Regions from separate parts of the Homo sapiens genome. Here region 2 is linked to region 1. A link is an interaction called in ENCODE POLR2A ChIA-PET data of the cell type or tissue named here. Cell type or tissue: Panc1. All regions are shown on one strand. Links, peaks and the distances in the headings refer to the core of each region. The heading gives the core; the rest is flanking DNA.

Region 1 (10,487 bases), core at 1,596-9,595:
AAAAAAAATTGCTGGGCATGGTAGAGCGCACTTATAATCCCAGCTACTTGGGAGTCTGAGGCACGAGAATTGCTTGAACCTGGGAGGCGGAGGTTGCAGTGAGCAGAGATCATGCCACTGCACTCCAGCCTGAGCAACAGTGGGAGACTCTGTCTCAAAAAATAAATAAATAAATAAAACAGAACATTGAATTGTCATTATAAGCAATGAGGAGAAAACCAATGAGGCAAGAAGGATGGGAATGCGAGGGCCTGAGATTCTAGGTAGGGTATAAGGAAGGCCACACTGAGAAGGAGACACGAGGAAAGACCTGAAGGAGGCGAGGGCATGGTGGGAAGGGAGCAGTAGCATTCCAGGAAGAGGACAGGGCAAGGGCTCTGAGGAGAGAGTGGAGTGTCTGAGGACCAAGAGGTGGCCAGTGTGGCTGAAGCAGTGAGTGAGTGGGGAGGAAGAACTGAGGGAGACAGGTTCCCATGTAGGACAGGTAGACCTAGCTGGCCCCACGACTCAAGCATCATGCCCTCACCCAAGCCTTAGCAGGATCCCCTGGCTGCTGTGACAGGCAGGTGGTGGAGGTGTCAGGCCAGGGGTGGGGGACCTGCTAGGAGGCCGCCAGGTTTCCATGCCTCCTCCAAAAATATCACCCAGACTTGCTTCGCCACCTTCTTTGAGAGCTTCCCAGAGCTCAGGGAATGCTGTCAGCATTGCACTAGAGTTTTGGAGGATGCTGAGGGCCTCCTCTGATATCTTTTACTGTCAAGATGGAAGTGTCTGGGCTGAGGGTAATGGAGAATCTAGGCAGTCCGGGGTGCCACTGTTGGAGGGGGTGGGAGGCAGCTGGCACCCAGCCCTCAGGGCTCTGCTGGGCAGCCCTGCTCCCAGCCAGATCCTGATCTTTCTTGCTGGTAACTTAGGTGAGGAAGTGACAACCAGCTTCAGGGTGACACGGCTCTGAGGAATCGTGACTATGTTGGCTCTGTTCATTGATTCAGCAAACTAGGCCTTGGAGATGCGGCAGGGAACCTCATAAACAAGGTTCTCTCCTTGTGACACTTAGTGTTCTTGGAGTGACCACCATCCCCAGACTGAAAAATCTCCTAACACTGTGGAAGGATGAGTTGGCACCAACAAGCAGGCTTCTAATGGCAGTAGTGCTTAACCCCTCTGAATAAAATCAGATAATTGTGCTGGTGCTTAGAATGAAGGAGATGCTTTTCAGTCCTACTTTGTCAAACGACTTCTGGGGTATTGTGTCCATGTGGGCCAGCACTTTGACAGGGCCCTTGACCAACTGGAAGGTATCCAGGGAGCAGGCTGGGTGACAAGGGCTAGAAGCCATGACTTAGGTTGGGTGGCAAATCCATGGGAGTATAGTTGACTGCTTAAGAGGCAAGAGAGGGTATCAGCTGCATTCCAGTACCACAGAGGCATGGGACCTGTTCTAGATGGTTCTGGAGGCCCATGCTAGGCCCGTGGGGAGGGCTCGAAAATGCAGACCTGGGCCCTGCAAGAGGAACACCTTCCTGCCCTTTGGAACAGGTTGCTCTTTAAGCAAACATGGTGTCGAGATTTCTGCACTGGGGGAGGTTAGGTTCTGGACAACCTCCTAGGTCCCTTCTACCCTTTGATTCTGTGAGTCATTGTCATGAAGTCAGTGAGGGCAATGACACAGGCAGGGGCAGGGGCAGGGGGCAGGAGGAAAAGAGGACACCAGCATCGATCAACCAACACTTGAAAATTAAAAGAAGGCAGCCCTTCTCAGCATGACTTCAGCAGGATCCTCCAGCAGTGATGTCATTCCTTTGTCCAGGCTTTCCAGGGTGCTGGGGAGCAGGGAGGAGGCAAGAGGGTGCAGGGTGGGCACAGACTCACATCCTTCACTCAGGCTTAGATTCCTGTGGCTTCTGAACTGGATGCTGATGGCTTCCTTGCGTTCCTAGTAATATTCATGACCGTGGTACTCTACATGTCTGTGGTACCATACACGATTGGTAATATACGTGACTGTGGTAATATACAAGGGGACTTCAAAAAGGTGGTGGAAAATGGAATTAAAGGATGAAAATAAAAAATATAGGCCAGGCACAGTGGCTCACTCCTGTATTCCCAGCACTGTGGGAGGCCGAGGCGGGCAGATCACTTGACGTCAGGAGTTCGAGACCAGCCTGTCCAACGGGATGAGACCCCATCTCTACTAAAAATACAAAAATTATCTGGCATGGTGGTGCATGCCTGGGATCCCAGCTACTCGGGAGACTGAGGCAGGAGAATCACTTGAACCTGGGAGGTGGAGTTTGCAGTGAGTGGAGATCGCACCACTGCACTTCAGCCTGGGCAACAGAGCAAGACTGCGTCTTTCTCCCTCTCTCCATATATACACACACACACACATACACACACACACATATACACAAATATATATATTTTATTTCTCAACATAAACTTCATCAAGTTACAAGACACTTTTGTAAGCGATGATACCAGCCATCTAGTCCATCCCTAAATAACTGAGGGTCCTGAGAGTTCAGCCATGTCAATACAGTCTTTTTTTTTACATCATTAGCTGAAGAGAAATGGATGCCCTTTGTCTTAGTCCTTTCTCACATTGCTATAGAGAAATATTAGAGACTGAGTAATTTATAAAGGAAAGAAGTTTAATTGACTCACAGTTACACATGGCTGAGGAGGCCTCAGGAAACTTACCATCATGGCAGAAGGAGAAGGGGAAGCAAGGCACCTTCTTCACAAGGCAGCAGGAAGGAGAATGAACTTAGAAGGAACTACCGAACACTTATAAAACCATCAGATCACGTGAGAGCTCCCTCACTATCATGAGAACAGCATAGAGGAAACTACTCCCATGATCCAATTACGGCCACCTCATCTCTCCCTTGGCAGATGGGGATTATGGGGATTATAATTCAAGATGAGATTTGGGTGGGGACACAATGCTTAACTGTATCACCCTTTAAAGATTTTTTAAGATTAAGAAACAAAAGGAAGTTAGAAACAGCCAAATCAGGACTGTAAAGTGGATGCCTAATGATTTCCCATCAAAACCCTCACAAAATTGTCCTTGTTTGATGAGAGGAATGAATGCGAACCTTGTCTTAGTGGAGCAGGACCATCTGGTGAGGCTTTCCTGGGTGTTTTTCTGTTAAAGTTTTGGCTAACTTTCTCAAAACACTCTCATTATAAGCAGATATTATTGTTCTTGTCCCTCCAGAAACTTAACAAGCAAAATGCCTTGAACATCCCAAAAAAACTATTGCCATGACCTTTGCTCTTGGTCGGTCTGCTTTTGCTTTGACTGGGCCATGTCCACCTCTTGGTAGCCATTGCTTTGATTGTGCTTTGTCTTCAGGATTGTAGTGGTTAATGCTTCATCCTCTCTTACAGTTCTTTGAAGAAATGCTTCAAGATCTTGATCCCACTTGTTTAAAATTTTTGTTGAAAGCAGCTGGGCACGGTGGCTCACACCTGTAATCCCAGCACTTTGGGAGGCTGAGGCGGGCGGATCACCTGGTCGGGAGTTCAAGACCAGCCTGACCAACATGGAGAAACCCCATCTCTACTAAAAATACAAAAAAAAAAAATTAGCTTGGCATGGTGGCACATGCCTGTAATCTCAGCTACTCGGGAGGCTGAGGCAGGAGAATCGCTTGAACCCGGGAGGCGGAGGTTGCCGTGAGCCAAGATCACGTCATTGCACTCCAGCCTGGACAACAAGAGTGAAACTCGGTCTCAAAAAAATAAATAAATAAAATAAAATAAAATAAAATTTTCATTGAAAGCTTTGCTCTCATCTGCACCTGATCTGGATGCAGTGGTTTTGGTGCCCATCAAGTGGAAAGTTTGTTCAACTTTAATTTTTCAGTCAGAATTGTGTATGCTGAACCAATGGAGATGTCTATGGTATTGGCTTTTTTTTTTTTTTTTTTGCTGTTAATTGTCAGTCCTCTTCAGTTAGAGCACAAACAAGATGAATTTTTTCTTTCTAATTTGATGTGGATGGTCTGGCACTTCAGGCTTTATCTTCAACATCATCTCATCCCTTCTTAACAAGTTATCCATTTATTAACTACTGCTGATTTCTATTTTTTTTTTTTTTTTTTTGAGACAGAGTCTCACTCTGTCGCCAGGCTGGAGTGCAGTGACATGATCTCAGCTCACTGCAACCTCCGCCTCCTGGGTTCAAGCAATTCTCCTGCCTCAGCCTCCCAAGTAGCTGGGACTACAGGCGCACGTCACCATGCTGGCTAATTTTTGTATTTTTAGTAGAGACGGGATTTCACCATGTTGGCCAGGATGATCTCAGTCTCTTGACCTTGTGATCCGCCTGCCTCGGCCTCCCAAAGTGCTGGGATTACAGGTGTGAGGCACCGCACCTAGCCAACTGCTGATTTCTTTAGGGCATTGTCCCCATAAACTTTTCATAAAGTATCAGTGATTTCACCGTTCTTCCATCTAAGCAAGCTTCACTGTAAATTTGATGTTTGTTCTTGCTTCAGTTTTAGGAGAATTTATGTTGCTCTGATAGGAGTTCTTTTCAAACTGATGTCTTATCCTTCTTAGTGCCTCAAACTAGATCCCATTTAGTCATGTTATAACAAGTTAGTTATTTTGGGGCAAAAAAAATCTCAAATATATGCCTAGTTTTTTCGTAATACGCATTTTCCTTGAACTTTTTGAAGACCCTTTGTACATGATTGTGGTAAAAGCATGAATGTAGGAATATACATGGCACTATTACTATACATGGTACTGTTAATATACATGGGAATATACATGGCACTATTAATATACAGGGTGCTATTAATGACTATGGTACTGTACAGGACATGGTATTGTACATGACTATGGTAATATACAAGATAGATACTGTATATGACCTTGGTAATATACAAGATGGATACTCTACAAGACCATATTAATATGCAAGAATGATACTGTACATGACCATGGTAATATACAAGATTGATACTGTACATAACCGTGGTAATATACAAGACCTATACTGTACATGACCATGGTAATATACATGGCTGTGGCACTGTACATGACTGTGACAATGTGTGTGACGATGGTAACACACGTGACTTGGTACTCTACATGACTGCACAGTGCTTTTGCACATTCATTGTCTTCCTTGACCTTTTTTTTTTTTTTTTTTTGAGATGGAGTTTTGCCAGTCGCGCAGGCTGGAGTGCAGTGGCACGATCTCGGTTCATTGCAACCTCCACCTCCTCCCGGGTTCAAACGATTCTCCTGCCTCCGCCTCCCAGGTTCAAGTAATTCTCCTGCCTCAGCCTCCCAAGTAGCTGGGATTACAGGCATGCGCCACCCCAGCTAATTTTTGTATTTTTAATATAGATGGGGTTTCACCATGTTGGCCAGGATGGTCTCGATCTCTTGACCTTGTGATCCACCCGCCTCAGCCTCCCAAAGTGCGGGGATTACAGGCGTGAGCCACCGCACCCGGCCAGCAGCACGCATTTCTGAGATCCAGGTGAAGTGGCCGTCCTGGGACACGTCGCTGAGGGCAGATTCTGAACCCAGGTTTCCCAGCTTCAACACTCCATCTTTTCCCACTGCAACAAATAATCTCAGCCTGGCCTGGCCTGCCTCATTCAGGGTCATGGAGAGGTCAAGAGACAAGCTGTTAAGTAATGGGGCTTAGTACACAGAGGGTTCTGGAGAGAGCGGTGATAAGCAGTGAATGAGTCAACAGGATGCGGGCAGGGATGTAGTGAAATCCGCTTTTACACAAACATCATTTAGAGCACTGAGTAGCAGTATTTGCATACAATGAATGGGAGACTTGCCAAAGGAATAAAATAGTCCTCAGTTATCAGGGTTTCTTTTAAAGAGTAAACTGACAAGCAGGGTAATAGCACAGTTGAATTTCTTTCATTTGACAACCAGTGTGACATCTTAACATGCAGAGACCCAGCTGCAGAGGAGAGAGTGAGTGACAGCTCCCTCCAGTTAAGCCCGAGGTCACTGAGCTCTGCGTGGCCTGAGAGCTTTGATCACTGTAAATTAAGGGAAATCTTAGAAGACTTCTCGAAGGAGGTGGCAACTGAGGGGGTTGCAGGAACTCTCCATTTTTCTGCTGGTTGTAGAGCCCTTCAAGGGTCTGAAGAAAATATGAACTCTATCCCAGGAAGAAGGTGCAACTGAAAGTTTTGTACTTTTAAGGGGTCATGTACCCCTGTCGCCTATCCCAGACTCTGGGTTAAGAAGGCTTGGACTAGATACAATCAAAACCCATCCAAGTCCTACAGGCTCAGATGCAGGCTCAGGGCGAGAGCTCGTGTGAGAGGCAGGGAACGCCCTGGTATCCTGTGACACTGAAGCCAGGGCAAGCTCAGGGTGGAGAGTACAGATGTGTGGCTTGGTGCTTAAGGCCACCAATGGTCAGCCTGGTGAAGGCCACTGGGCCCCAGCCTTTCTTACCTCATTGGCCATCCCTACTTCAAGGAATGTGGCCTTAAATCCTCTTTTCAGCAGCCTTTCGGGGATTTTGATGAGTGAAGCGTATGATGATCTTGTCCACACTGAAACAGCCTCCTAGGGAACACGGTCTCCTGTCTGCGTCCCACCTCCCCCAACCACTTCTACCAGCCTCCAAGCCCCGCGGTCCCCATGCGGACCTCAGCGCCAGCTGAGGTTCAAGGTCCAGGTTTTCAAACTGGGTTCCGGAGCACCCTAGAGGCCCCAAGAAGGTAGGGCCACGTGGGAGATGGAGCAGGGAGGGTTCTGAGGGACCCCTCCTTCCTGCGGACCAGATCAGTGTTGTCACTTCTGTTTTGTGGCTTACAATTCCATGTTAAGATTTTGGTGTGCATTTTGAAAGAAAGTCATTGTTTTAAAGAAAGGAAAAAAATAAGGCTTGAAAATGATGCTTCAAGGAAATGACTCAGCCCGCTCCCTCTCCTCGATGGACCCTTCTTGGATTTGCTGGATGTCCCCTCTTTAATGACACCTCCACCTTTGGCTCTTTACTCCAAGGTGCTGTGGCTTCTGGACCAAATGCCCTCTAGTTCGCTTGGGCTTTTGCCCCTCAGGAGAGGGACCCACACTCCCACCCCAGATGTGTGGAACCCCTCCTGCCCTCAGCCTCGGCACCTCCTCTACCTCTGGGGTGCCCACAAGCTAGAAGCTCTGAATGCCCAAGCGGGGCTGAGACAGCCTCTCCAAGGGGGACTCAGCCCAAATCCATCTGCCAGAAAGGACACAGGAGGCTTCTCCCTGGCCCTCCCTGCCTCCAAAGCACCCATCCCTGGGAGAGTGTGCCTTGACAACCCCAGCCCCAAAGCCCAGACCTGGCCCAAAGGCAGTGTCACAGCAGCCAAAATCTTTTGGGCGGTAGAGGCCGGCTCCGGCCAGAGCACTCATGCAATTTGTGGTGCCGGCCAGGGCTGCTGGAAACCAGTGCCTAATGCTGTAGATTATGAGGGGCCTCCCAGTGACCTGCTGTGTGACCTTGGGCGAGCAACCCTCTCTGGGCTTTGGTTCCCTCATCTGAAAAATGAAGGTGTGGAAATGTAGTGAAAAAGCTCCTATCACCTCCTGGGTAATGGCAAGAGCGTTTCCAAGAGACAACCACTCCTTCCAGGTGGGGCAATGGCCCTGGGGGTGGGGGGCGGTGGATACCCCCTGCTCCAGCCCTTCTCCTTCTGCATATTAGAGCAGATGCTCAGCAGGACATCAGAGAAAAAAGGCAAAAAACCCACTGGCCTGACTCAACCTTGGTTCTGGGACTCCCCCGGGAAGCAGAGAGTTGTGCCCCTGCCACAGAAGCCCTCAGGGGGAATTGGAGACTTTGACCCTTTCTAGAAGTCTGTGGGAGGGAACCACTCCCTACAGGGAGTCTGGCCATCTCCCTTCCACCCGAGGCCTCACCTCTGTTGAGATGACCCGTGGCACAGCCCCTGTCTTCCCAGGCAGGGGCTGGTCCAACATAGGCCTTTCTGCAACCCAGGGGCTGAGGCTGGTCAGGGGTACAGCCTCCTCTCTGGTCCTGGCTGCCCAACCCCCACAACCATCCAACTTCCCCTGCACAAGGCATTAGTCATTTTGATCTCTGCGTCCAAGTAGCTCAATTGGTCAGGACCGGGCTGCGGTGAGGCCAAAGTCAGGGGTTACCATAGCAACTCACCACGCTTTGTGGCTGCTTGTTGATATCCACAGGGGCAGGGGGCATGCCCTCTCACTCACCAAGTATCTGGCAACTGGCACAGTATCTGGCCCACAGTAGATACTTAATAAATGGTTGTTGCCTAAATGAATGCATGACCGACCCATTGTAGCTAGTTAGAGCCAGTGATTACTGAGCACCTACTGTGTGCCAGGGACTGTTCTAAGCCCTGACACGTCACAAGGTCATTTACTACTCGAAGTAACCTTCCAGCGTGGGTACCGTTATCATCTTCTTCTTACCAACAGGACTCTGAGAGTCAGTAACTTAGAATCACACAGCTAGTAAATGACCCAGCAGGATTGGAACCCAGGGTGTCTGCTTGTAACCAATGAGTCTTGCCTTTTGGTTGATAGTTTCACGGAAGAGATGGCATTGATGGCCCCTAGTGGAGTCCGTAGCCAGGCAGTCTATATGGGTCAAACAACATCACCTCCAGCTTTCCCGATGGGGGCTCTGGAGGTGTTCCTCAGATTGGTTTATTGACTCATGGGACCAGAAGTCCCTGGGTAGGGCTGACTTTGGGCATGTCTCCAGGGGCTCAGTGCTGTCAGGACTCAGGAGAGTTTCTCTCTCCCCTCACTTTGAGGCAGACCTCTCTGCCACGGGGCTGCTCACACCTGCCCCCTGCTGCTCGTAACGTAACCTTTCCAGCTCCCATTCAAGTAGACAGACAGGTGTTCTTTGCCCAGAAGTCCTGGAAGGGTCCAGGAATTGGGTCTCTCTGGCAGTGACTGGGTGAGCCTGAACCAAGGAAATGGTGCTCTATTTGGCCAGCTGTGGGTCATGGCCAGACTCTGAGCCAGGGGTATACCAGCCCCAGCCAAGCCATAGGGTTTGGGAGTCGGGAGGTCGGCTTCTGCAGGGCAGATGGGGGGATACAATGAGCAGGAGCAAGGGGTCCAGTACACCTTCTTGTGGAAGGACAACACTCATCTTCCAGTCATGCCACGTGGAAACAGCCAGGAGAGCCAGGCCTGCCTGTATCAGGCAGCCCTCCAGAGCTAATCCTGCAGACCTTATCAGGTCATTTACTGATGCCTTACCACCGCGCCCCCCAACCCCCCACCCATCTCCCCAAGAAAAAAAAGATAGAATGGACTTTTCAGGGTTGAACTAAAATCTCTGCCTTCAAGGAGATTGTAGTTCAAAGAGGCAAAATGCTCAGCCACCAAAGTCCAGCAGGTTGTCAACAGACTGACTTTGGAAACTTTTCTAGACGATAGATAGAGAGATAGACTGTGATATGAGAGGAAAGGAAGCCCTTTGCTAGGTCATGGTTGCTAGTGATACTTCACAGGTGCGAGAGGCCAGCTCTCCCTCCCCTCCAGCTGCGGGCAGGGGAGCAGAACAGAGATGATATTGGGTCCTTCCAAGGTGGTTGGTGAGGGGGGTCTTCCTTTTAGTGCTCCCACAGCCCAGCAAGCAGTGGCCCCTCTCACAGGCCTGGTAGCAGGTCACCATGGGGAGCTGGGGCCAGTGTGACTGTAAAGGGCAGCGTGACCTTCATGCAGGCAGGCAGTCCTGCCAGACACACCCACATGGCGTCTGTCCACCCTTGGCTGCACGGCCCGTGTTCTTACATCTCAGATGCCAAAGAATTAAGAGTCTGACCTGGCCTCTCCGGGCCACTTCCCTATGAGCACACAGCAGAGGAGACGGGGTCCTTAAGGGATGGCAAGACACAAGGTCAGTGTGGACTGGGCACATGGTGCCCTCCGAGGGCTCACACCTCCTCAGCCAGCAGATCCATGCCTTGGCTTTGGGGATATCTCCTGAGCCTTCAAGTCAGTGGAAATGTTTGTGTGATTGTGTGTGTGTGTGTGTACGTGTACACACACACACACACAGATGTGCGGTTCTTTCTTTCACAAGGAGCCAGTAAAGCATAGAGATTCAGATTTTGAGTTCAGGAGTCAACCACACCAAAGTTCATATGCTGGCTCTTCTATTCACTTGCCGTGTGACCTTGAGCAAGTTACTGGACCTCTCTGAGCCTACATGCCTTGGTAGGGTGGACCATGGCTGAAGGCAGCTGCAAGCACAGACGGGGGCTTCCAACCAGTCTTTGTTGTTAATAAAGTGCTACCCACGTGTTAAACAATTTACATGACAATCTGATTTACTCCTCAGAGCAACCCTATGACACAGTCACTGTTCCCAGTTTAAAGATGGAAATACTAGGGCTCAGAGACGTTAAATACTTGCCCAAGGTCACACAGCCCAGGTAGCCATGGGATTCGAATCCAGGCAGTCTGGCTTCTAGGAAAGGAAACCTGGCTGT
Region 2 (10,487 bases), core at 800-8,799, 100 kb before region 1:
TCCCAAAGTGCTGGGTGTCACGCGTGTCTGTGTAAAGAGACCACCAAACAGACTTTGTGTGAGCAACAAGGCTGTTTATTTCACCTGGGTGCAGGCAGTCTGAGTCCGAAAAGAGAGTCAGCGAAGAGAGATGGGGTGGAGTTGTTTTATAGGATTTGGGTGAGTAGTGGAAAATTACAGTCAAAGGGGGTTTTTCTCTTACGGGCAGGGGCGGGGGTCACAAGGTGCTCAGTGGGGGAGGTTCTGAGCCAGGAGAAGGTTTCACAAGGTTAATGGCTCAGTTAAGGTGGGGCAGGAACAAATCACAATGGTGGAATGTCATCAGTTAAGGCAGGAAGCAGCCATTTTCACTTCTTTTGTGATTCTTCACTTGCTTCAGGCCATCTGGATGTATACATGCAGGTTTGGGCTCAGAGGCCTGACATTCCTGTCTTCTTATATTAATAAGAAAAATAAAACAAAATAGTGTTGAAGTGTTGGGGCAGTGAAAAATTTTCGGGGTACTATGGAGAGATAATGGGTGATGTTTCTCAGGGCTGCTTCGAGGGGGATTAGGGGCAGCATGGGAACTTAGAGTGGGAGAGATTAAGCTGACAGAAGATTTTGTGGTAAAGGGCAATATTGTGGGGTTGTTAAAGGGAGCATTTGTCATATAGAATGATTGGTGATGGCCTGGATATGGTCAGGAAAGGTAAAACGGACTAATGGTCTTTTCCCAAAAACTCACCAACCAAGCAAGTAATTATGCTCAACCCTCTTGGGCACTCTCTAATTGGATGTCCTGGGTCCTCCCAATTCTTAGTCCTTTAATACTTATTTTTCTCCTTCTTTTATTTGGACCTTGTATCTTCTGTTAAGCTTCTCAATTTATACGTCCAGGATTACATTTCCCTCCAGGAGCGGTCTCTGCTTCTGTCTCAGGAGGAGGCGCACCCTGCCCCCTTGTGAGGGCCTCAGGGGTGAAAAATCAGGACCCACCCCATGTGAGAAATAACCCGAGCTCTCAGCAATGTGGAAAGAAACTGGCCAGCAACCTGGGGTAAAGGATCCTCCATAATGGCCACTAAAGTCTGCACATGGACCGAGGAAAAGACACTGCAGGAGCTGGTAAAGTATTTCCTTGTTGGTTGGGACCAAGGTAAGAATGTCGCGGGGGGGCGGTGAAGTACTCCTTTGTTGGGGTGGCTTAGAGGTTAAAAAGAGATGAGACATCTCCATTAGGGGGGATTGAACTTCACAAAAACCTCCAGTAGTAGAAAAGGCAAGAAATTTCCAATAAGGGAAATTGAGCCTCACCCCAAAAGACAAGAAATTTCCAGTAAGGGAAGTTGAACCTTACCCCAAAACCATCAATATGGGAAATACCCCAAGCAAGATAGGGAGCAAGAAGGATAAAGATAGTAGCAAAGATATCCCCCCAGAGAGCCCCCTAGGTCTCATGCTAAAATACTGGAAGGATAATGAAAGGACTAAACATAAGAAAAAGCAAAAAAACGATAAAATATTGATGTTTTATTTGGACTCAGGGACCCATCCTCAAACCCTCAATCTTCTGGCCAAAGTTTGGGTCAAATGAGGATGTAATGTGTCAGCTTCTAATCCAATATGTTAATTATAAAATTCAGTGTCTCAAGAAGAACTAGGCTATGCTCTTTGCTGGAGGGAAGGGCCTGCCCTCCTTTTTCCCTTAAAAACCCAATCTGGCACTCAAAATGAAAAGTCAGAGGAGCCAGCTCTCATGCCTAAAAATTCCAGTGCATGGAATCCCCTAGACTATTTCCCCTGCTCAGTATCCCCAATCCTTCCCCTCAGGCAGCTACTGCTGCCTCATATCCCATTCCAAATCCTTCCTCTACTCACGTTACCCCTCCTCCTTACTGACTCTTGGGAATTACCATCCCACCAGCCTGTTCCCTCCCAACCTAAATACTTTTACCCCTCTCTAAAAGGAATCCAGCATGAGGTAGAACAATGTAAAAAAAGATATTCAGAATTTCCCAATTCCCTCCATACCTAAGGGGTCAGTCCCAATTCTCTTCCATTTGAAAGAGGTACCACAAGGAGTAGGGGGCCATTGGCTTTGAAAATGTTCCCTTAACCAGTTCAGAAGTCCAGAATTTTAAAAAGGAGCTTAAACCACTACTAGATGACCCTTACAGAGTGACAGACCAAATTGACCAATTCTTAGGACCTCAGTTATACACTTGGGCCAAGTTAATGTTCATCTTGGGCACCCTCTTTTCAGGGGAAGAAAGGAGTATGATTCGTAGGACTGCTATGGTAGTTTGGGAATGTGAGCACCCTCCTGGTGAAAACATTCCTACTGCAGGCCAGAAATTCCCCACCCGAGACCCCCAGTGGGACAATAACAACGCAGATCACCAGGAAAATATGCAGGACCTAAGGGAGATAATAATAAAAGGAATTCAGGAATCAGTACCCCAAAGCCAAAATCTTTCTAAAACACTTGATATACAACAGGAAAAGGATGAAGGGCCTCTGAGATTCCTGGACAGATTAAGAGAGCAAATGAGGCAATATGCATGCCTCAATTTGGATGATCCCCTTAGGCAAGGAATGTTGAAACTCAAATTTGTCACTAAAAGTTGGCCAGACATTTCAAAAAAAGCTAAAAAAATAGACAATTGGGAAGACTGTCCCCTAAGTGAGCTTAGGGAAGCTCAGAAATTATATGTGAGAAGGGACAAAGAAAAACAGAAACAAAAGACAAAACTTATGTTATCCACCTTCCAACAGATGGCTCCAAATCCAGGTACTTCTAGACAGAGTTTCCAGGGAGCCAAAAACTATAAAGGGTCCAAACCCTCCTTTAAAAGACCCCAGTCTCCATCTGGAGGACCAAAGCCCTCATCTGCCAGGCCCCCTAAAGAGTTTGTGGGAGCAGGGTTAAAGAATCCCAGAACTAAGAGGGAGGAAGGGAAAGATAGGTGCTATAGATGTGGAAGAACAGGCCTTCAAGAGAGGATGTCCTGAATTAAGAAAGGAAAAAGAAGCCCTTCCACTCATGACTTTTGAGGAAGAATAGGGGAGTTAGGGGCTCTGTCTCTTTTTTCTTGAGTCCCACCAGGAGCCCTTGATAAATTTAGAGGTGGGACCCAAACATGAGCTTATCACCTTTTTAGTCGATTCAGGGGCCACTCGCTCCTCTGTTTGTTTCCCCCCATCTAATGTCTCCTCCTCAGAGGAACTTTAAGTCTCTGGGGTAAACGGGGAAGGATTTAGAGCAAAAATTTTAGAAGTTAGATACCAGGATCACTCAGCTCATATTCAGTTCTTATTAATCCCTGAAGCAGGAACTAAATTATTGGGAAGGGATTTAATGTTAAAGTTGAGCATAGGTCTACAAGTCAGTCCAAGAGGATTCCTCACCTCATTAAACCTACTCACCACTGCAAATGAAAAATATATTAATCCTAATGTGTGGTCCAAAGACGGGAACCAAGGGAAACTCTGAGTCCCTCCAATCCACATCAAGTTAAACCCCCGGAGAAGTAGTAAGAAGGAAGCAATACACTATTCCCTTGGAAGGTAGGATAGGGTTGAAGCCTATAATTCAAGGTCTTATTAAAGATGGGCTTCTTGAGCCCTGTATGTCCCCTTATAACACCCCAATACTGCCAGTCAAGAAATCAGACAGGTCATACCAACTAGTAAAGGACCTTAGAGCTATTAACAAAATAGTCCAGACTACCTACCCTGTTGTCCCCAATCCTTACACTATTCTCAGCAAGATTCCATATAATCATCAATGGTTTACTGTAATAGATTTGAAGGATGCTTTTTAGGCATGTCCCCTGGCTGAAGACAACCAAGTTATATTTGCTTTTGAGTGGGAGGATCCCCACTCAGGGTGGAAACAACAATATTGATGGACAGTCTTACCCAGAGGGTTCACAGACTCCCCTAATCTTTTCAGCCAAATTTTAGAACAAGTATTAGAAAAAATTTTCATCCCAGAACAAATATGCCTTCTCCAGTACGTGGACGATCTTCTTATATCTGGTGAAAATATAAGACTGACTTCTCTACACATATTCTTAACCATCTGCAGTTTGAGGGGCTATGAGTCTCAAAAAGAAAGCTTCAGTATGTAGAGCCTGAAGTTAAATATTTAGGCCACTTAATAAGTGCAGGCAAGCAAAGAATAGGGCCTGAATGAATCAAGGGAATCGTGTCCTTACCCTTGCCTCAAACTAAACAAGAACTCAGGAAATTTTTAGGATTAGTCAGATACTGCCACTTATGGACTGACTCATATGCACTGCACAGTAAATTGTTATATCAAAAACTTGCCCAGGAGAAGGCTAACCGTCTCCTGTGGAATTCTGAGGAAGTTGATCAAGTTGAGGAGCTGAAAGAAAAGCTCATAACTGCCCGTTTTAGCCTTACCCTCCCTAGAAAATCCATTCCACCTTTTTGTTAATGTGGACAGTGGGGTAGCTTTAGGAGTGCTGTCTCAAGAACATGGAGGCCGCCGGCAGCCCATGGCCTTCCTATCAAAGGTCTTAGACCCAGTCACTTGTGGATGGCCTCAATGCATCCAGTCCATCACGGCTACAGCAATATTAGTTGAGGAATGTAGAAAGTTAACCTTTGGAGGAAAACTGACAGTAAACATGCCTCACCAACTTAGAACTATCTTAAACAAGAGAGCAGGGAGATGGCTTACTGACTCAAGAATCTTAAAGTATGAGGCCATTCTGTTAGAAAAGAATGATTTCACATTAACCACTGATAATTGACTCATCCCAGCAGGTTTCCTAACAGAGAATCCAAATTTAAGGAGGGAACACACATGTCTAGATTTAATTGATTACCACACAAAGGTTCAACCAGACTTAGGAGAAACTCCCTTCCAGACTGGACAGCACTTATTGATAAATAGTTCCTCCTGAGTGATTGAGAGAAAAAGACACAATGGGTATTCAGTGATTGATGGAGAAATTCTTGCAGAAATAGTCAGGAAAATTGCCCAACTGTTGGTCTGCTCAAACGTGTGAGCTGTTTGCACTCAGCCAAGCCTTAGAGTACTTGCATAACCAGGAAGGAACCATCTATACAGATTCCAGGTATGCCTTTGGAGTGGCCCATATGTTTGGGAAAATTTGGACTGAATGAGGTCTCATTAATAGTAAAGGTCAAGACCTTGTTCACAAGGAGCTAATAGCCAAGTATTCAACAATCTTCAGTTGCTGGAAGAAATAGCTATTGTCCACGTTCCCAGACATCAGAAAAGACTTTCTTTTGAAAGTCAAGGAAATAACCTAGCAGATGAGGTAGCCAAACATGCTACTGTGTCTTCTGAAACACGTATTTTTCATTTAACTCCCTACCTCCCTCCTCCTACCGTAATCCCCATTTTCTCTTCCACTGAAAAAGAAAAACTAATAAAAATAGGCACTAAAGAGAATTCAGTAGGAAAATGGGTATTGCCAGACCAGAGAGAAACGCTGTCTAAATCCCTTATGAGGGAAATCTTATCCCAACTACATCAAGGGACCCATTGGGGGCCCCAGGCCTTGTGTGATGAAGTTATCAGAGTTTATGGTTATATAGGAATTTACACCCTGGCCAAACAGGTTACAGATAGTTGCTTAGTATGTAAGAAAACTAATAAACAAACTATAAAAAGATTACCTCTCAGGGGAAGGAATCCAGGCCTAAGGCCATTCCAAAGTATCCAAGTTGATTACACAGAAATGCCTCCAATAGGTTATCTAAAATATTTACTAGCAATAATAGACCACCTCACTCATTGAGTCGAAGCTATCCCCTTTTCAAATGTGACAGCCAATAATGTAGTTAAGGCCCTAATTGAAAATATAGTATCCAGGTTTGCACTAATATAAAATATTGACTCAGACACTGGAACTCATTTCACCACACACATTATTAAAAGGCTATCCCAAACATTAGACATTAGATGGGAATACCATACTCCCTGGCACCCACCCTCATCAGGGAGAGTATAAAGAATGAATCAGACTTTTTTTTTTTTTTGAGATGGAGTGTTGCTCTGTAGCCCAGGCTGGAGTGTAGTGGCACATTCTCAGGTCACTCCAAGCTCTGCCTCCTGGGTTCTTGCCATTCTCCTGCCTCAGCCTCCCAAGTAGCTGGGACTACAGGCGCCCACCACCATGCCTCGCTAATTTTTTGTATTTTTAGTAGAGACAGGTTTCACCATGTTAGCCAGGGTGATCTCGATCTCTTGACCTCGTGATCCACCCACCTCAGCCTCCCAAAGTGCTGGGATTGCAGGCATAAGCCACAGCACCAGGCCAAGAATGAATCAGACTTTAAAGGACCACTTAACCAAATTAGTCTTAGAGACTCAATTGCCATGGACCAAGTGTCTTCCTATCACCCTGCTGAGAATTCGAACTGCACCACTGAAAGATATTGGTCTTTCTCCTTATGAGATGCTCTACGGATTGCCTTATTTGAACTCTACTGCTGATATTCCTACCTTTGAAACAAAAGATCAATTTCTCAAAAATTATATACTTGGTCTATCTTCTACTTTCTCTTCTCTTAAAACTAAAGGTCTATTGGCACAGGCGCCACCCTTGGAGTTCCCAGTGCATCAACATCAGCCTGGGGATCACATCCTCATCAAAAGCTGGAAAGAGGAGAAGCTCGAGCCAGCCTGGGAAGGTCCCTACTTAGTGCTCCTAACTACTGAAACCATAGTCCACACGGCAGAGAGAGGATGGACTTATCACACCCAAGTCAAGAAAGTGCCACCCCCTCCAGACTGGTGGGCCATAGTCCCAGGGGAAAACCCTACCAAACTAAAGCTAAGAAGAATTTAACTCTCTTTCATCTATTCTATTACTCTTTCTTCTTCCTTCTCTCTATTGCTGACCATCTAGTTATTAACATAACCAAGTCAACTTTGCCTCAAACTACTGCATTCAATGCTTGCCTTGTTATACCCTGTGGGGACTTGCCAAGTCAAAGACAGCTCTCTACTTCAGAAAAGTACCTCTGTCCCTCCTGGCTCTCCTCAGACTGGGTATTAGTGAATTGGGACCATTTAATCCGGGGAGAATTTGATAAAGACCCCAGTGTCAACCAGGAATCTTGCCCCCAATGTGGAGCTTTTATGCTGTAGTTGGTCCAACGTTCTGTGGACCACTAAAGAGCAAGGATGGACTGCCCCTATGGGTTTTTGTAATTTCCTAAAACCATACATTCATTTTACTAAAGGGACGCCCCCCCTAACTGTCAGCTAAACCAGTGCAATCCCATAGAGGTTATGTCAAACCCTCAAAGCTTTTCCCCTTTTCTAAGCCTGTTCCCTTCTTTAAGCTGGTTTTATGGTATAGGGGCAGAGGTTTCAGGGACAGAGCATACTGGATTCTTTGAAATGCATTTTTTTGATCCCCCACTGCCTGCACCTTCCTCTAAACCTTCTTCCAAAACCTCTCACAATGGAACAAGTGCTCCTCCTCCATCTCACAACAAAACCAAGGTAGCTATCATAGAAATTAAAGACTTAAAACAAACTTTGGCAATTGAGACAGGACCAAGATGCAAATGCCTGGTTGGAAGGGATCAAATATTCCATCTGCACGTTAAACAAAAGCAACTGTTATCCTTGTGTGCATGGCAGGCCAGAGGGCCAGATTGTCCCCTGTCCACTAGGATGGTCCTCCAGTCGACTGGGCTTGGGCTGAATGGTAGCTCTTTTCCAGGATACTACAGCCTGGGGTAACAAGTTGTGCCAAGCTCTCTCTCTCTCTGCTATATCCTGAAGTTCAACACCCTGTGGGTCAGCCCCCAAGGGCAATCTAGCTTCCATCTCCCAACACTAAATTCACTTCGTGTATCTCATGACAGGGAGGAAATTTAGCGTTCCTTGGAGACCTGAAGGGTTGCAGTGAGCTTAAGAATTTTCAAGAGCTTACCAATCAGTCAGCCCTTGTTCATCCCCAAGTGGATGTGTGGTGGTATTGTGGTGGACCTTTACTGGACACTGTGCTGAGTAACTGGAGTGGCACTTGTGCTTTAGTCCAATTGGCTATCTATTGCAGGATCTGGCCAGCAGCCCGCAATGCAATGGGGCTCTTTCTTTGTTCCCAGGCAGGTCAGCAGTTCAAGAAATAATAGACACACAACATAGCGAAAGCTGGGTCCAAGGGGTCACCACCTTCTGGTCCTGCGGTGCCAACAATGCACTGGATATACCAGCATTTATTATCAAGTTTAGTGAGGGTGGGGGTAGGTTAGTGAGGGACTTAGGGTCATTTGATTATGAGGTGAGATAGTCACATGGGGATGAAGTAATTCTTCAACATAATATCTGTATGCAGAAGTACAGTATACAAGGTAAGAATTTACAATATAGTGTGTGCATCAGTAATTTCTAACATAGCCTTAAAACAGAAACAGTCTTTCCATAACCTATGATTAGCAAGATATTAATCAGCAGTAACAGTAGCAGCAAAAGCTGGTTACAAACAATTCATAGAAACAGGACGTGAAGCTAGACAACTGGTTAGACCAGAAATTCTCAGAAAGGAGTATGCCATAACCCTAAAGAGGCCTAGAAGAGCCATGGCAAGATGAGGGCATTTATAGCCCTATCTTATCCATATGGACAGGCACCCCTCATGCATCCATTTATAGGCTCTCCACAAGGGTCACATTCCATTCCCAGAGCTATGAACATCTGCTTTTCTGGGATAGGAATCTTGGTGATGTGAAACCTCCCTGACTGCACGTCCATTCATAGGCTCTCTTCAGGGGGAAGCACATCACGTGCTGTTGGCTCATTCTGGCAGTCCAACCTGGCATTGTCTTTACACAATCCTGAATGCAATTTTGTATTTACAATAATCAGGAGCATTTCATCTTTTATTCCATAGCAATAGTTTCAGGGGGTCTCCCTACAGCTATCCTTTCACCCTGGCATTTCACCAGCCAGAGGAAGGAAAAATAAGACACTGTAAAGCAAGAGAAACCACTTATGAGTATTTTGACTCTCACATCTATTTAGATGCAATTGGAGTCCCACGGGGAATACCAGATCAATTTAAAGCCCAAAATCAAATAGCTGCAGGATTTGAGTCAATATTTCGATGGGTGGCAATTAATAACAATGTAGATTGGATAAACTACACCTACTACAACTAACAGCGATTTATTAGCTACACTAGAGATGCTGTTAAAGGAATAGCTGAGCAATTAGGGGCCACTAGCCAGATGGCTTTGGAAAATAGGATAGCCCTAGACGTGATATTAGCAGAAAGCGGAGGAGTTTGCATCATGATTAAAACTCAATGTTGTACCTTCATCCCAAACAACACGGCCCCTGATGGAAGTATAACAAAGGCATTCCAAGGTCTGACTGCTCTGTCCAATGAGTTAGCCAACAACTCAGGGGTAAAAGACCCCTTTACATGATGGCTAGAAAAGTGGCTCAGTAAATGGAAAGGAATAACAGCCTCAATTCTTACTTACCTCACAGCCATAATGGTTGTATTAATTCTTGTCGAGTGGTGTGTCATACCATGCATCTGTGGATTGGTGCAGAGGCTCATAGATATGGCACTTACTAAAACCTCCCTTAACTATTCTCCACCTTATCCAGAGAAGCTTCTTCTTTTGGAAAATCAAGCAGAACAACTAAGCCAAGACATGTTAAAAAAGTTTGAAGAGAAAGAACTGTAAGGAAAATGCAAAAAGAAGGAATTATTAGATATGAGTTCTAAATTTCTCTTCAATGAATCAATATGTCAGTATGTTCAATTTTTTACCTTCTATTTTTAAACTTAACTTCCTCGTAAAGCAATCTTTTTAGATCACCTGCTCCACCCTGACTCATTCCGATTACCTGCTCTGCCCTGACTGATTCCAATTACCTCATTCATTCTGATTACCTGCTCCACCCTGACTCATTCATTTTTCCCGCCAAACCACTCACCCCATCACTCTCTTTAAATTAGCCAGTCAGAATTAGTTTAGCCTGCGTGGTCTAACCCTAGCCAATAAGGGGATGACACAGCAGCAGGGGCCACGTGCACCAGGGATAAGTACCCCTTCCCATCCCTTGTCCAAGTGTGTGCTCACCATTGCTCCATCTGTAAGGGTGCACCCTTCTATAGAAGTAAATTGCCTTGCTGAGAAGAAAAATTTTTATTCAAGTGCCATTTCTTTTGCAGTGCCAAAACTTTACATATAACATCTGCACCATTCTTGGAGGTGAGCTGTCCAGGAGAGGACCCAGCCAGAATCATCTGTGTGAGCTGTGGCAGGATCGAGCTCTGCAAGTTTGTTGTGTGAAGCTACTGAGGTGCAGAACTGTGGGTTAGGCAGAGGGCCTCTCCTGATTAATATTACTACAATGAAAGCAGGAAGGCTTTGAGGGACTTCTGCAACACACGAGTCTAAATTTAGTTTAATTCTGCATAATGATGGCTTATTCCTTTTTGCTTTTATCTTCTGAGTGCATGGCAGAAGAC

Evidence for each region. Peaks named below come from ENCODE experiments on the same cell type or tissue, not always from the same donor. Only the 100,000 strongest peaks of a DNase experiment are listed, where the experiment ranks them.
Region 2: POLR2A ChIA-PET joins it to region 1 with 10 read pairs; 5 of 35 experiments call an interaction of 5 or more read pairs at or near these places.

Annotation. Positions count from the first base shown.
Region 1 is chr1:12,599,766-12,610,252 of GRCh38, reverse strand. The region is part of intron 1 of DHRS3 (dehydrogenase/reductase 3); the gene reads left to right. Among named protein-coding and RNA genes, the nearest start is that of DHRS3, 13 kb to the left of the region's middle. RefSeq lists silencers at 5,555-5,849, 7,030-7,215 and an enhancer at 5,555-5,849. In Panc1, for the core only: a CTCF peak has its summit at 8,827 (motif pointing left); a DNase peak (open chromatin) is centred at 5,742; H3K27ac peaks cover 6,979 bases.
Region 2 is chr1:12,703,666-12,714,152 of GRCh38, reverse strand. LOC124903846 (a long non-coding RNA gene) reads left to right here and starts at 6,304. Exons shown (of 2, transcript XR_007065472.1): 1 at 6,304-6,778; 2 at 10,188-10,487. RefSeq lists an enhancer at 9,479-10,487. In Panc1, for the core only: no CTCF peak of the experiment used is centred there; no DNase peak of the experiment used is centred there; H3K27me3 peaks cover 193 bases.